Regions from separate parts of the Mus musculus genome. Here region 2 is linked to region 1. Evidence: chromatin contacts called from ENCODE Hi-C or POLR2A ChIA-PET data. All regions are on one chromosome and are shown on one strand. The core of a region is the stretch at or near the end of the contact, and the rest is flanking DNA. Distances in the headings are between cores, read along the strand shown. Region 1 holds the start of Fbxl18 (F-box and leucine-rich repeat protein 18). Region 2 overlaps Rnf216 (ring finger protein 216).

What was found. A loop is a pair of places that touch in the nucleus more often than their neighbours do. ChIA-PET counts read pairs that join two places held with the same protein, here RNA polymerase II (POLR2A).
Region 2: POLR2A ChIA-PET joins it to region 1 with 29 read pairs in Patski. The contact joins the enhancer-like site here to the promoter of Fbxl18 in region 1. A Hi-C loop is called at or near these places in 4 of 37 maps with a recorded cell type or tissue (CH12F3, mature B cell and v-Abl transformed pro-B cells). POLR2A ChIA-PET finds 5 or more read pairs at or near these places in 4 of 5 experiments (Patski and embryonic stem cell).

Annotation. Positions count from the first base shown.
Region 1 is chr5:142,892,701-142,897,206 of GRCm38, reverse strand. Fbxl18 (F-box and leucine-rich repeat protein 18) reads left to right here and starts at 1,969. Exons shown (of 5, transcript NM_001033312.3): 1 at 1,969-2,097. It overlaps Gm38733 (a long non-coding RNA gene), which reads right to left and starts at 1,903. Exons shown (of 2, transcript XR_003955825.1): 1 at 1,740-1,903.
Region 2 is chr5:143,056,624-143,060,979 of GRCm38, reverse strand. All of the region lies in intron 13 of Rnf216 (ring finger protein 216), which reads left to right. All of the region lies in intron 2 of Gm43380 (a long non-coding RNA gene), which reads right to left. Among named protein-coding and RNA genes, the nearest start is that of Gm43380, 20 kb to the right of the region's middle. Within about 2 kb of position 2,644, at least 1 of the 3 ENCODE cell types and tissues checked has a DNase peak (open chromatin) inside an H3K27ac peak, as active enhancers do.

The sequences.
Region 1 (4,506 bases), core at 720-3,219:
AGCGACAGTGTACTCATATACATTAAATAAATAATTTTTTTTTTTTAAAAGAAACCACTGCCAAAGGAGGAAACTGACTCCCCGGGTCTGTCCTTCAACGTCTGCATGTGCTTCCTGCTACATGCACCTATACACCTCTCTCTCTCTCTGTCTCCCCACACAATGTAAAATAAGAAATATAATTAAAAATGAAAAGGGAAGAAGTTGTTGAGTGTTGATGGTAGTGGTGGGAGATGGGCTGGGGTGTACATTTGTGGCCATCTTTATCTGGCACAGTGAGAATCAGCTGATGTCGAGCGATCGGGCTCCATCAGTGGCTCCAACTCACCCCTGTGCCCACCCCTTTCTGTGGCTTCCTGTTGCTCGTAAATTTTCTCTTCTCTGTAGTAGATGACAATGCTAAACTGGAGGGTTTAACCAGGGGCTTCAAACTCAGCTTTCCTGCTGTGTTCATAATTTGATTAATTTTTATAATTATTATTTTAGTTATGTGTCCCAAGGGAAGAAGGGTGTATTAGTTCCTCTATAGCCTTGGCAGTCCTGAAACGCACTATGTAGACCAGGCTGGCTTCAAACTCACTATATAGCCTAGGGTAACCTTGACCTGCAGGTCTTCCTGCCTCCACTTTCTGAGTCCTAAGATTGTTTCCGTTTGGTTTGGTTTATATAGTGCCAGGGACGGAACCCCGGGTTATGTATCTGCTAGACAAATACTCAAATGAACTACATCCCCAGCTCCCATTAAACTATTATCTTAATTTTAAACCATCTGGACTTCCTTCCTGACTCTTTCTCTGTGTACACTCGAGCGAGAGCACATGTGCATGACCAGTGCAGACACAGACACCAGAGGGCAGCTTCTAGAAGGCAGTCTTCTCCTTCCAGCGTGTGGGTCCTTGGAATCAAACTCACTTCAGGTGGTCAGTCAGAGTCAAGCTCCTTTCCCTGACGAGTCATTTCACGAGCTCTAGGAAACCATTTTTAACTGGAAACGCCGTGGAAACATTTATTATTCATTTATTCAGCAAATATTTATTTGTTCAGTGTTGACATGCAAAGAACAGTACCAGGCAGACTCTCTGCTTAGTTATGGGGGTACAGGCAGGGTGCTTACTTAGCACGCATGAAAGGAAGCCTTAGGTTCAATCCTCAGTAGTGTTAAAAAACAAAACAGCCGGGCGTGGTGGCGCACGCCTTTAATCCCAGCACTCGGGAGGCAGAGGCAGGCGGATTTCTGAGTTCGAGGCCAGCCTGGTCTACAAAGTGAGCTCCAGGACAGCCAGGGCTATACAGAGAAACCCTGTCTCGATAAACCCAAAACAAACAAACAAACAAACAAAAAAACAAAACAAAACCAAAAACCAACAACAACAACAACAAAACAAGATGGGGCTGGAGAGATGGCTCAGCGGTTAAGAGCACTGACTGCTCTTCCAGAGGTCCTGAGTTCAATTCCCAGAAACTTTGTCTGAAGACAGCTCCAGTGCACTCACATACATTAAATAAACAGTGGCCTAGGCATAGATGGGAGGCAGAGGTAGGCGGATTTTGTGACTTCAAGGCCAGCTTGGTCTTTATAGCTAATTCCAGGACAGCCAGGACTACAGAGTGAGACTCAAAACAAGCAAAAAGGCTTAGCAAGTCAGGCGGTGCAAAGAGCTATTGAGAGTTGTAACGCAAGATGAGGGGCAAATTCAGGAGCGTGTGCACATGAAGGTTGCTATGGTTATCTAGGATACCTGAGCGCTGTGACAGATGACTTGGAGCGCAGTGTGTAGCGCGAATGGCAAATGCAAAGGCCTGGAGCAGAACGCATGTTGTTGGAGCGACAGCAAGAAACTGCGGAGGTAGCTTAAGAGACTGGTCACTCGTGACCTTCTGGACGCCTCTGAATCCTGAGAGTACTTTATGCCACACCCAACATGGCGACCGCACCGGGTCCATCCGGGCGCAAGCGGAAGTACGTCTAGGCGTGCGCCGCAGCCACGCCCCTTACCGGGGTCTCTGTGGAGCTGTGGCCGCGCCGGCTTCGAGCATCCCTACGCTGGCAGGCTGGGGGACTGTGAGGCTGCAGCTCCGGCGGCTAGCTCCGGAGAGGTACGACCTGCACCTCCAGCCCCGGCGGCTGGAGTCCCCTCTGGGCTTCCCTCCCGACCCTGGCTTTATTCCAAGGCCCATCCTTGCCGTCTCCTACCCTCCTACCAGGCCCTCTCCTCTCCTGACCCCATCTGTTCCCAGGCGCACAATCTCGATGGCCAGAATGGACCCTTTCACGTGGCCTGCTGAGTTTCCAGGCCTTTCCCCCGTCTCCTTGTGTGTTGGCTCTGCCCTCGCAGCTATGGGACGTTGTCCCTTCTGCTTGTGTTTTCTTGTTTGTTTTACACTGTAGCCCAGTCTAGCCTGGAGTTCAGTGTGCAGCCCAGGCTGGTTTTGAACGTACAGCAATCTTTCTATTGTAGCCTTTGTAAATCTGGGGTTACAGGTGTGCATCATCACGCGGTGGTTAATGTGCAGCTAAGGGTGGAACTCAGGGCTTCGACCCCATTCCCAGCCCTGGCTTCTTCTTTTTTTCTATCAGCTTAAGTGCAGCCCACTTCTTTCTGGAGTCTACTTGTGATGCGCGGGAGTGTGATAGGGCGTCGGACTGACCCCAGAGCTTTATGATCTAGGTCAGCTGGAGAATCCCACTGCGTCTTGTTACGGGTGTGCAGTATTTTTTTCTGCAGACGACAGTATGGGGCCGTGGCGGGGGTTAGGGGAGCACCTGGTAGCTTCCCTGTTGCCTTCCTCCCTATCTTGAGTTATATTTGTTCTTTCCTAGGTACTCGCATCTGGGGGTACACCTATTTATCATATTAGCGTGTGTGTATGCGTGAGTACTGGCATGTGCATGTCATGGGTGCGTGTCGTGGCGTACATGTGGAAGTCAGAGGACCACTTTGAAGAGTTGGTTGTTGCCTTTTATCTGGTTTATATTAGTGTGTGTGTGTGTGTGTATGTGTGTATGTATAACTGTGTGTGGGTATGTGTACATGAGTACAGGTGTCTGAGGAGACCAGAGGATCATGTGCACCCGGTGTTGGAGTTACACAGGTGGTTATTCGCCTCCCCAGTGTGGGTACTGGGAATCGAACTCAGGTCCTCCGAAAGAGTAGTACTAAATTATCGCTTCTGCCTTTCCCCCCAGTTGAGACAGGATCTCTCTTGATGGTGTATACTCCAGAGTAGCTGGCTTGTGAGCTTTTGACAGATGCCCCTATCTCCTCCTCTCACTTTGCGCTAGCAGTGTTGGGATGGCAGATGTGGGTCACTGCATCCAGCATTTTATGTGGGTCCCAGGGTTTGAACTTGGGTCATCGGGTTTGCAAGGCAAGCTCTCTTGCTCACTTAGCCGTCTTGCTGATCTCTGGGCACACTTTTAAGTCCTAGGAGTTTCCTTGCATTTATCCAGTGAGACTTACAAGTGTTTTCCAGGGTATGAGGACTATGTCTGGGGTCTGTTGGAAGCTTCTCTTTCTTTGAAGAAAACTGGACTCAGAAGTGTCTCTTTGATTGACAGGAAAGAGAGTGTGTGGTCCAGCTCTAGACTAATGAGAGAGGAGTGAGGTGGTAGAAAGTTATGTCTCTAGCAAGAGGAGTTCCAGGATAGTATTGCTGTATTAGTAGCTCTCAATGACTTCTACGTCCTAGGGATTAAATAGACATGTCTGCTCGTGTGATCCTATGGAGTCCTGACTCAAAAGCTCCTCTGTTCCCTGAGTGAGCAACATAGCCAGCCAGTAAGGTTTGAGCCTCTGAGATTAGATTTTGCTATGGTGCCTAGGCTGCTGTCAACTTCACAGGTTCAAGGTGTCTTCCCGTCTCAGCCTCCTAAGTAGCCAGGACTGTAGACCCACATTGCTGTGCTTGGCTCCTGTGCGTGCTCTCGAATGTGGGAGTGCTTGTGGAGGCCCCAAATCAATGTTGGATGTCCACAAGCACTCTTTACTTTAGAAAGCATTTTTTAAAATAAAAGATGTATTTATTTATTTATTTTGTGAGTACACTGTAGCTGTCTTCAGACACACCAGAAGAAGGCATTGGATCCCATTACAGATGGTTGTGAGCCACCATGTGGTTGCTGGAAAATTGAACTCAGGACCTTTGGAAGAGCAGTCAGTGCTCTTAACCACTGAGCCATCTCTCCAGCCCTAGAAAGCATTTTTTAATTAATTATTTTTGAGACAGAATCTCATTATGTAGATCAGGCTGGCCTTTAACTCACAGAGATCCTTCTGCCTCTGTCCCCACAAGTGCTGGGATTAAAGGTTTGTGCCACCACACCCAGCAAGTGTGTTTTTTTTTTGTTTTTGTTTTTGTTTTTGGTTTTTTTTTTGGTTTTTCGAGACAGGGTTTCTCTGTGTAGCCTTGACTGTCCTGGAACTCACTCTATAGACCAGGCTGGCCTCGAACTCAGAGATCCGCCTGCCTCTGCCTCCCAAGTGCTAGGATTAAAGGCGTGCGCCA
Region 2 (4,356 bases), core at 1,395-3,894, 160 kb before region 1:
TGTAGTCATGACTCCCTGGCTTGGGAGCTTGACACCATCCTCAGGCTAAAGTCCAGATACACATCTGATGGAGCTCTCCACTAGTGGGTATGAATGGGTATGCTTGCTTTCCAGCCACACAGTAGCAGGTGATATCAATAGGAGTCAAACCTAGAGCTTCCAGCTGCTCTTTATGTATGCTTGGGAAAGTTTTATTGTGTTTGTTTTCAGAGTCTTTATCTTTTGGAGATAGTCACTGAAATCTTTATAAATGAACCAAGTAGTCTGGAATTTGTTCATGGCTGTACGGGAGGGTGGGTGGGGTGGAAGAAGATGAAGGGACTAGATAAGCTAAAATTGACTCTGAGTCGATCGTTAGTGGCTGGGTCCATGGGATTCTTTATATTATCTACCTTTGCCTTTTCCTTACCAATCATCACTAAGTGTTGGAAGTGTAGCTTTGTGGTAGACCTAGCCATGTCTAAGGACCTGGGTTCAAGTTCTAGCACTATAAGAACTAAATAAAACAACTAAACAATTGCACATCTTCCATTTTGCTATGTCTGTGCTTTTGCCTGTTTTGCTTTGCTTTGCTAGTCTTGAGTATGTATGCATCCCTCACAGGGAATGAAACTCCCTTACTAATTGGCTTATCCTAGGGTTTAAATCTGTACTTTTCTGAGATGAGCTTGGTCACAGGAATGGCAGCAACTGTCTGTGCAAGGACAAATGGCTCATCACCCTGGAAGAGGGTTCTGTGTCAAGATTCTACATGAGAGTCTGTGTTCTTTGATTAGTACCTGAGAGGTGGAGCAGGTGGAACCTATCAGAGCAACACACATGGAATTGATGCTGGACAGCAGAGCGGCTGCTTGGAAAGACTATGCAGCAGGTGTGGCCTCCTCCTCCTCCTGCCTTCCTTATTCCTGCAGGCTCTGGTGTGACTACACTGACTATTCCATCTCCAGGGCATCTTGCATGCAGGCTACTCTACCTGAAGGCCTGAAGAGAGACCAGATAATTTTAGAGCATCCAAAATTATTTGGACTTCCAGTCCAAAGTCAATGCTTCTTAGAAAGCTGAGATTGGCATTTGCTTTTCAAAAAGAAACAGACGAAGTCTGTCAGATTAAATTCCAGTAGCCTCATGAAAGTACTTCCCCACTCCCAACCCCCAGATTTATTCCCACCAGAGGTTCATATGAAAAGCATTTTGGCTTCAAATGCTCCCTGTGCCTGAGAAGCTGATCCAGATTCTAAGCCACAGCAAGTAAAATACTAGTTTCTTTCTTTTCTTGTCTTGTCTTTCCTTTTGCCTTCCTCTCCTTTCCTGTCAAACTAAAAACACCACTGTCCTTTCAGAAACTTGACTCTTTCTCCTCACCCTATGAAAGCCTCCCCTTTACCCAGGGGCGTGTGCTCTCTTCCAGGGCAGCCTTGCTGCTTCTTACTAGACTGGCAGAGCTGTTCCCCTTTCCCTTTGCCTCTCTTCTGCACAGAGGCAATGGAACACTACAGTTACAAGAACAGTTAGGTAATTCAACAGCTGTGCTGGGAGCAGTGCTACAGGCCAGCTCATCTAGACAGCAGTGAGAGATAGTGGGACTCCCAAGAAGAAAAGATCACTAGGGTTTGTCACACTGAGAAAAACACTAAGTGTGAGCTATGTCTTAGCCTGACTATGCTGCAGTAAGATATAATGGGTGGAGACAGAATGTTACTGTGGGGCCAGAGGATTATGTGAGCTGAGCTGTTTTCAGGGTCAGCCAATAGACAAGTATGACCACAGTGGAAGGAACTACAATTAGGCAGAAAAACAGACTCCAGATCATGGACTGTGACAGTGTGAAGTCAGTTCTATAGATGCCAGGAAACTATAACAGGTTTCATAGTGGGTTCATGGTGCTTTAGAGGGAACCTTTAATTCTGAGAGGAAGTAGCAGATAGAGATCTTCCTGAAGCCTTGTCAGAGCCTGAGGACACATAGTCTTTTAGTCCTAGATAAATCTTCTTAGCCTTTGTTAACAAGCCTGTTAACAAAGCTCTGAGTATTTGCATGGGTATTTCCCAGTTCCCAGAAGTGAGATGGGAGTGGCTAAAGAGGCACCAGTCTTTTGGATTTTGTAAACTGGAGGTGCCAAGGAGAGTGGCTTGGGGCCACACAGGCCACTCCAGGTCCATCTGGGATACAGACTCTACATTGGTGCCCAGGAATATCATTCCTCCTCCTTGTGGTTGTCTCTGAAGCAGATTTCTGGGCAGTTGGTGTGTCCCTACAGTTTGACAGACCAGCTTCCCTCCACCCCCCACTCCCCATCCTTGGGAACATTAAATGTAAAAGAAACTGTGCAAGCATCACAGTTGTGTGCTCCCTACCCCCCATTTTAAAGGGCTTGTTTTCCACCCGAAAGCATGTTGTATAAGCTTAATTTCTCTCACTCAGATAAGCTTAATTTCCCTAACTCTTGATGTGCCTACAGAGAATTGCCTAATTCTTCTTTTGCAATGTGTGTCTGCAGCTGGGAAGCCTGCTTTTTTTCTTCAGGCCTCTTGACAGAAATGCAAACAGTTTGCCTTGTGTTGCAAACTACTGCTTTATCAGCAGAAGGGCCTGGGACCTTACTGTGCTTTCATGGGGTGGACTTTTATCTGCAGTGGGCGGCTGCTTTCTTGGCCTTCTGTCATGTGAGATTACCTCCCTGCCAGACCCCAGTCTCAATAGCTTGTGCTCAAGGTACATGGATCCAGTGATTGGAACTGAGTCCTCTGGGCATCTCTGCTCAGAACTTTCACATAATGCAAGACTTTTCCATACCTTATTTTATGAAAAGAATGTTTCTACAAAATCAAGGCTCACTCCTCCTAAGTGGCATGTCCATTCACAGGCAAAGTAAAGGAGGGTGCCTCCAGCAGTTGGCCAGGCCTGTTTTCTCTTAGCAGATGCCTGGTATGTACCATCTAGCCTGAAGGAAGAACACTATTCTATGGCTGCCAAAACCACAACAAATGACAGCTCTCCTTCTGTCATCTCTGGGCCCCAATGCTGGGCCAGTAATTCATTTTTCTACCATAAAAGGGCAATGAGATTTTTCTGTAGTAACCCTGCCTGCTGCACCATGAGGAGAAAGCAGAGACAGACAAGGAGTGCTACTGTGGTCAGTCCTGGTCTTGCTTAGTTCAGACGCCAGCATGACAGTAGAGGCAGGAGGAGGACTCATCTGCTTATTCTCTGCCTGCAATAAGACTTGAACTCTGCCCAGCTGTGTATTGTTGACATTTGGTTCTCATGGCTTGTAATTGTAGATACCCAGTTTTTAAAAGAGACCTGGGAGATCCTATATGCCAGATACCCTCAGTGCTCTTAGCCAGTATAAATGAAGGACTTAATTGGTGGGTTTCTGTTCATCACTTCAAGTCTTTGGAAAGTGTAAAATCTGTGTAAAGTGTTATCCATTAAAACCCTAGGATCTTGTCAGTGATAATAAATAGTTGTTAGAATCAATATACAAGTAGTTCTAAAAAGTAAATGCTCATGCCAGATTTGGTATGGCACTTCTGCAGTCTTAGCACTTTAGGTCAAGGCAAAGACTATCAAGGAGTTTTAGGAACCTTGGCTACATGAAGCCCTGGCTCAAAAAGAAAAGAAAAATCAAAAGAGAATGCAAGCACTTAGCTTTTTTGATACTATTATAATACTTTGAATGGGGATGGAAAGTTGGCTTAGTGCAACTTAGAGCACATGGTGCTCTTGCAGAGAACCTAAGTTCCGTTCCCAACACCCAAGTCAGGCAGCTCACAAACATCTCCAGCTGTAGCTCCAGAGGAATCCAGTACCTTTAATAGAGTACTTTTGAAATAGTTGTTGTGAAGTTTCTGCTCTATGCTCCCCAGCCAGAAGACTTAAGGTAAGCTAAGAAAGTGTCAAAAAGGGCTGGTGAGATGCCTCAGCAGGTAAGAGCACCCGATTGCTCTTCCGAAGGTCCGGAGTTCAAATCCCAGCAACCACATGGTGGCTCACAACCATCTGTAACGAGATCTGACTCCCCTTTCTGGAGTGTCTAAAGACAGCTACAGTGTACTTACATATAGTAAATAATAAATAAATCTTTAAAAAAAATGTAGCTTTCATAAGACTGTGTTAAAAAAAAAAAAAGGCTGCCTCAGCCAGCACAGGGGTTTCTTATAAAGAACTGCAGTTGGCTTTGTCTTTTAAATCTCCATTCTGACTGGTTTCATAGCGGAAGCTGGAACTGAGTAGAACACATTCTTAAGTGAATAAAGGTCAGCCAAGAATCTTGCTGATCCAGAAATTTGGGAGGAAAGCAAGGCTCTCCAAAGTTGCACGTTATTACCCAAATAGTTCTGGCTGGGTCTGTAT